Regions from separate parts of the Homo sapiens genome. Here region 1 is linked to region 2. A link is a contact called in ENCODE Hi-C or POLR2A ChIA-PET data. All regions are on one chromosome and are shown on one strand. The core of a region is the stretch at or near the end of the contact, and the rest is flanking DNA. Distances in the headings are between cores, read along the strand shown.

Evidence for each region. A loop is a pair of places that touch in the nucleus more often than their neighbours do. ChIA-PET counts read pairs that join two places held with the same protein, here RNA polymerase II (POLR2A). Pooled maps may share reads with other maps.
Region 1: a loop to region 2 is called in a map of CD4-positive, alpha-beta T cell, with 17 times the contacts of the local background. The contact joins the promoter of ST20 here to the promoter of IREB2 in region 2. A Hi-C loop is called at or near these places in 2 of 168 maps with a recorded cell type or tissue (CD4-positive, alpha-beta T cell and naive thymus-derived CD4-positive, alpha-beta T cell) and 6 of 50 pooled maps. POLR2A ChIA-PET finds 5 or more read pairs at or near these places in 2 of 52 experiments (CD4-positive, alpha-beta memory T cell and activated CD4-positive, alpha-beta T cell).

The regions. Positions count from the first base shown.
Region 1 is chr15:79,921,731-79,925,001 of GRCh38, forward strand. ST20 (suppressor of tumorigenicity 20) reads right to left here and starts at 2,022. Exons shown (of 3, transcript NR_037653.2): 1 at 1,722-2,022. It overlaps ST20-MTHFS (ST20-MTHFS readthrough), which reads right to left and starts at 1,362. Exons shown (of 4, transcript NM_001199760.2): 1 at 1,309-1,362. It overlaps ST20-AS1 (ST20 antisense RNA 1), which reads left to right and starts at 1,041. Exons shown (of 1, transcript NR_028330.1): 1 at 1,041-3,124. RefSeq lists silencers at 1,180-1,289, 1,310-1,379, 1,390-1,439, 2,060-2,209 and enhancers at 1,740-1,919, 2,350-2,399, 2,601-3,261.
Region 2 is chr15:78,436,364-78,439,549 of GRCh38, forward strand. It overlaps IREB2 (iron responsive element binding protein 2), which reads left to right and starts at 1,853. Exons shown (of 22, transcript NM_004136.4): 1 at 1,853-1,993. The coding sequence starts at 1,975. RefSeq lists enhancers at 1,388-1,467, 1,538-1,597 and a silencer at 2,068-2,307.

The DNA.
Region 1 (3,271 bases), core at 772-3,271, 1.5 Mb after region 2:
AATAGGCTGGGCATGGTGGCTCATGCCTGTAATCCCAGCTCTTTGGAAGGCCGAGGCGGGAGGATCACGAGGTCAGATCGAGGCCATCCTGGCTAACACGGTGAAACCCGTCTCTTCTAAAAATACGAAAACAAAAAATTAGCAGGGAGTGGTGGCCAGTGCCTGTAGTCCCAACTACTCGGGAGGCTGAGGCAGGAGAACGGTGTGAACCCAGGAGGCGGAGCTTGCAGTAAGCCAAGATCTCAACAGTGCTAAATGCATACATGGATTATCTTACTAAATTTTCATAACTCTATAGAGGTAAGTGCTATCATTATTTTCTCCATCATAGAGGAAGAAAGTGAAGCTCAGAATAACTTGCTCAAGGTCATACAGGCCTGGGCAAACCCAGGGCCTGAATCCAGCAAAGCTCTTAACTACCTCAGAACACTGCACAGTTCGAGCCCTGCAATACTACAGTCTATGAATGATTTCGATTTCACTAAGTTAGAAATTTGAATTTCAACAGAGACATTTTAGCTAAAAGGTAAAATTTTAAAGAGGATGAATTAAGAGAATTTCCCACAGACATCTTTATAATAAAATGAGGAGAAAAGCCTCCCATTTCCTATTTATGAAAGTGATATTAAGGTGTGTGTCACAATTTCATCAAGAAGTGGCTTATGACAATACAGCTTTGGTTTAGGTATTAAAATAGGACTCTTTTCTGCCCATAGGAGGACATGGAAATGAAGGATAGATGTGATAAATGTCAATTCAGAGCTCTGCAAAATGCCAGACTCAATTCTTGTTTTAAAATATCAGAGCCAGGGCTCTTGTTTCACCCTTGATTCTTCACACAAAACACCACCATCCTCTGACCTCTTCACACAGAGCAAGCTTTACCCCACTACCTAAAGGGGAGTGCTGATCCACATGGTCTCCCCATCCACGCTAGAAATTGATCCCAAACACCAACCGCTGCATAGACGTCGGCGACTTTGGTCTGCACCCCCCGAACTTGGTGATACCTCATCAAGCCAAACCCCTCCCCAACATCCAAAATGCCCAGACCAGCATCCGAAAGCTGGTCTCCTATACAAAGCAGAATCCCTGCCTACAAAGCAGTTTCCCACCTCCGACTCCTCCCCACGGCGAACAGCCCTTCTGGATCCAACCAACCCACCAACCCCAATAGGGCCCAGCACCCAGAGGGTCCACAATCCAGAGAAGGAGCTACAAGCCCTGTACTTGCAAGCCTCGAACCCCCAACTCCAACTGACCTCCCCTCTGCCAGAGCAAGACCACGAGTACCCGCCGAGAGCGGACCTGGCTGGCTACACAAAGCCAGGCGCCCGACCAGAGGGATCCTCCGGGACGTCCTCCGCCACCGGGGCGTCCCCGCCCAGCCCCGCCCGGCGCCCGGCGCTCACCAGCTCTCCTCCCCCTCCTCCTAGCCTGACAGACGCTCCAGGTCGTCTAGCAAGCCGCCCTCCCCCGCCGCCAGCAAGAAGGTGGCGTCTCGCAGCTCCTCGTTATTCGTCCGCCTCGGGTCCATCCGGCCCCGCCGCCCGACTTTGCGCTGAGACCCAAGGGGAAGCCCCGAGGGGACCCCGCGCCGTAGGAGGGAGTGGAGGAGCCGGCGAACCGCGATGGAGCCGGGGCCCAGCACAGCGCGAGCGGCTCCTCGGCTGTTCGTGCTGCTTCCCCAGCTTCTTCACCGGCACCTGCAGCTTCCGCACCTCCTGGTCCGCGTTCACGTTAGAGTTAACGTCCTCCATCCCGGCCCCGCTGCCTCCGCCGCCCGCGGCCCTCTCGCTCTCGCAGCAACAAGGGAAGAGCCGGAGGAAAGAGGCGTCCACGCCGCTCACTCCAGCCGAGGCCCCCGCATATAGCAGGGCCAGGCCCCGTCGCCAGGGTTCCCCCAGCGCGGGTCCCGAAGCACCGCTGGCCACAGATGAACCGCCTCCTCAGCGCAGGTCCGGGATTCGGGGAGGCAGCGCCAATATCCGGTCTCTGCAGCCATCTTCCCTCCGTCCCTCCGCCCACCGAGGGTCGGCCCTGTAGGTGACCTCAGAGCGTCGGGGATGGGCGTGGCCCCGTCGGGCGCTAAGAAGACCTAGCGCAGAGAGGACCGCCGAGCTCCCGACGGGGCGGGGCCAGGTGTGTGAGGGGCGGGGATTGGACCCGGAGGGGCGTGTCTGGACTGCCGGCGGAAGTGGAACGCGGCCTGACCTGCGACGGAAAGCCACTGCAAGCCCGGAGGCGAACAGAAGGCATTCCGCGAGCCGGGCTGAGTTGGTGAACACGGTCCTCGTTCACCCCGCCTATTGGTCTGGGCGTGTGGGGTATTCTCCACCCACTTATACGGCGTGTGGGACCGACGGGCCCGTCCTGCCCGGCTCCGGTCCGGATCTCGAGTAGGCGCTCAATGGGATTCGGGGAGACGTAGTTTACTTTGTTCAGCAAATATTTAACCGATGCCTATTTTAATGGGAGATTGTTTCCGCTGGCGGGAGCCTCAGAGACCGCCTGTGTCCTTTAAGAAACCCGAATTTCAGACAGTTAAGAGAGGTCTAAGGTCAAAATAATAATCATAATTTCTTCTTACTGGCCAGATACTATGCTAAGCCCTTTTTAATTTTATTATTATTATATTTTGTCACCGAGGCTGGAGTGCAATGGCCCGATCTTGGCTCTGCAACCTCCGCCTCCCGGTTTAAAGCGATTCTCCTGCCTCAGCCTCCCGAGTAACTGGGATTACAGGCGGGCGCCACCACGCCTCGCTGATTTTTGTATTTTAGTAGAGACGGGGTTTCGCCATTTTGGCCAGGCTGGTCTCGACCCTGACCTCAGGGTGATCCGCTCACCTCAGCCACTCAAAAGTGCTGGGATTACTGGCGTCAGCCACCGCGCGCCCGGTCGTGCTAATCACTTTGAAAGGCATTATCTCATCGGTTAAAACATAGTTTTCCGGACTTAAAAGTTTACAGCACACTGGCGCAGAAGATGGAAAACCGCTGCTTGCCTTTCTCCGTTTATTGACTCACATTCTGCTCTTTGGATCATTTTCTTCGGAAAAAGTTTTCCAAAGTGTGTCTTGTGTATTAAAAGTTGTGTATTAAAAGTATTTGAACACGCTGACAGATACTGAAGAATGCAGAAAATTGTATGAGTGTGAAAATCTGCCTTTACGATGTGTACTAGTGGCAGCAAATCCAAACAAAATTTAAGTGCTTTGTTTTGATCACATTCATTGGGCTTCAGATGTCAATTGTGCGCTGCTTTGGCT
Region 2 (3,186 bases), core at 603-3,102:
TTATAAATAGATACAAGCATCTGACTACTCAATTTTGTCATCTAATATAGACATGCCTGTGCAGCTACGTATTATAATACATATTATTTTCTAATAAATTACTTTCCTATTTTTCTCCTTTATATTACAGTTAGGTCATTAAGTAGATTATTTATCGTGTATGTAGATTATATTACCTATGAATTTCATGCTGGGATTGTAAAGGAGATGTTACAAAATATAGCAAGGTGAATAAAGGAAATATATTGGAGTTTGGGTTGACAGGGCTTGGATCAATGATTAAAGGGAGTGGATGAAGGAGTCAGGTATAATGTGTTGATTTCTGGCTTGGGCAACCAGGTGGATGGTGGCGCCATTCGCTAATACAGGCAATACAAAAGGAATAGTAGGTTTAAGGAGGGAAATGACGAGTTCAGTTTTGGAGATTTTTAGTTTGAGGTGCCTTGGGATGTGGAGGCATCCCATGGGTACTAGGATATACACCTCCGGGTTTAGGAGATAGGCTCAGGTCACAGGCAGACTGGGAAGCATCAACATATTAACTAATAACTGAAGTCAAAGGAAGTGTGAGATGGGCCAGGGAAAATGGACAGAGGGAGGAGGTACAAGGCCAGAGCCCTGGGACACATTTAATGTCCAATATATTTTTTTTTGAGACAGGGTCTTGCTGTGTTGCTCAGGCTGGAGTGCAGTGGTGCAATCATGGCTCACCACAGCCTCAATCTCCTGGGCCCAAGTGATCCTCCCACCTCAGCCTCCTGAGTAGCTGAGACTACAGGTGCATGCCACCACACTCAGCTAATTTTTAAATTTTTTTTGTAGAGATAGGGTCTCACTACGTTGCTGTGTTTGGTCTTGAACTTTTCAGCTCAAGCCATCCTCCCACTTTGGCCTCCTAAAGTGCTGGAATTACAGGCATGAGCTACTGTGCCCATCAAGTGCCCAGTACATTTAAAAGCTGGGCGGAGGAAGAGGTCTGCAGAGGAGCCTGAGATCAAGCACCCTTAGGAGAAGAAACAAAAGTAGAGTCTGAAGTCACAGAAGCTGATGGAAGAGTATTTTTCAACAATGGGAGAGAACCAGTCAAGATTGAGATATGTGAGATTAGAAAGTGGAGTTATAGCTGGCCTTGGCTAAAGGCATTTCTGGGAGTGGAAGCCAGACTGGAAGAGGATAAGAAGTGGGTGGGGGAGAGCCGAGTATGAGCGACTCTTTCTGGTAAGTTGCTGCGACAGGAGATAATGCTGGGTAGGTGGAGAACACAGGGACCGGAGGAGCTGAGGCGGAAGGATGGAGAGGCTTAAGCATGTGTTAACTGCCACTGGGAAGAAGTCGGCAATCACGGAAGCTACCGGAGGGTAAGAAAAAATTCATTCATTCAACAGTTGAGCGCCTCCCACGCGCCCGATCAGTATGGCCGCCCCCACTTGAAAACACGCGTGTGGGCCGCCCACGTCTGACAAGTTAATGCAAGGCTTTATAGTTAGGGGAAAGCGGTTCTCCTTGAGCTCTTTCTCCTAGCAGTTCCGATTCCGACCCTGACTCCAACAGACACCTTGCGGGAACGCAAACACCGCTCGAATTCATGACCCCAATAGAAAACTTAAGGCCGCAACTAAGTAACGGATCGCTGCGAAGGCCAAACTAGCCACGCCAACGCCCCCACTGGAGCCTCCCCAGCGCTCCGCCCCCGCTCGCGAGAACAGCGGCGACGGCGCGAGAAATCGCTTTCTGGTTAGCTCCGCCCCTTCCCTTTCTTTGTTTTCCTGTCCGACGATCTCGCGGGAGTTAGGCGACAAATCCCGCGAGCGCAGACCCGGGGCTGGCTCTGCTGCTCTCGCGATATTTGCGCGAGCCTGCTTCCTTCTTTCCTCCCTTGCCAGTCCGCCTGTCTTCCTCCCCGTCTTCCCTGCCCGGCCTCCCCCTTCTTCCCCCGCTGGCCCCCTCCCCGGAGGGATAATATGGTCTCCGGCGATGGACGCCCCAAAAGCAGGTCAGTTTCGGGCCTCCGAGCTGGGTCTGGCAGTTGGAAACGCGCGCTGCCTAGGCGCCGAATTCCTTGCTTTTCTCGCCTGGAGTCGCTCGGCAGGCGCCCAGGCCCTCGGGGCTCGGGTTGTGCTCCCCTCGGGGCCTGCCTGCTGGGCCGCCCTTTGAGCCTAGGCCGCGGAAGCTGGGGCTCCCGATCCCCACCCTCCTGCGCGACACCCGCAGGGCGGGCCACCCCACCGCTGGCCTTGACCCGCACCCCTCTCTCTCCGGTGGCCGCTGCCTGCTGCCAGCGGCTTCCTGGCCCCCGTCAGCAACACCAGGGGCAGGGAGAGGCCCACCGTCTTCTCCTGCCCGCCCCCCATTGGCGAGCGATGAAGGCGGGGGCCTGCGTCTCCGTGTTCGGGTCTCACGCAGCTAGATGTTGATTCCACGGTCCAGCCTAAGGCCCCTCAGTCTCTCTGTGCCTCTGGAAGCCGAATGAGGGGCAGTCAAGGTTGAACATTGGTCAGTCAGTTCTCCGACCATTTATTGCACCGCTGTCTCCTCCCCCGTCCACCTCCCTCTACAAAAAAAAAAAAAGAGAAAAAAATACTATTCATTCTGAAAATGGGCTGTGCTTATGTTTTCTCCTTTTGGATGAAAGCCTTAACAATGTTGAGGGTCCTGGCCACCCACCGCTATGAGTCTGCACAAAAGATCTGAAGGTTCTTTTCAACCTCAGGGCTGCCTCCCCGCCACTGCCCCCTAGAATGTTGGGAGCTGAGGCACGTTTAAATGAGACCTCTGGATCTTTGACTTAGTAGTTCAGCTTCAGTTCGTGCAAAACCAGAAGACTTGTCTCTTTCGGGTAGAATATGCTAATTTCCTAGAGATTCTGTTACTTTTATTTTCAGTACTAAGCCCTGGTAAGGACTTAACTGAGAAGTTTTTTTGTTTTGGTTTATTGAATGCTCTGTAAAAATCCGTCTTTTAGTTTTTTTTTTTAATCAGTCCCTCTAATGTTAATTGTGGAATTCACAAATTCCTGTCTCTGCAGTTTTCAAGACATGTCTTTCCAAAACGTCCCCGTGGATTATTTAAATCATTCTTATTGTCCCTTTCCAGGTATTCTTATCACATTTCAGGAGTGAATTATCTTACTAGTTTTTACTTGACAAATTATGGTTTAGAACTATGCTTTCCAGTGTGGTGGATACT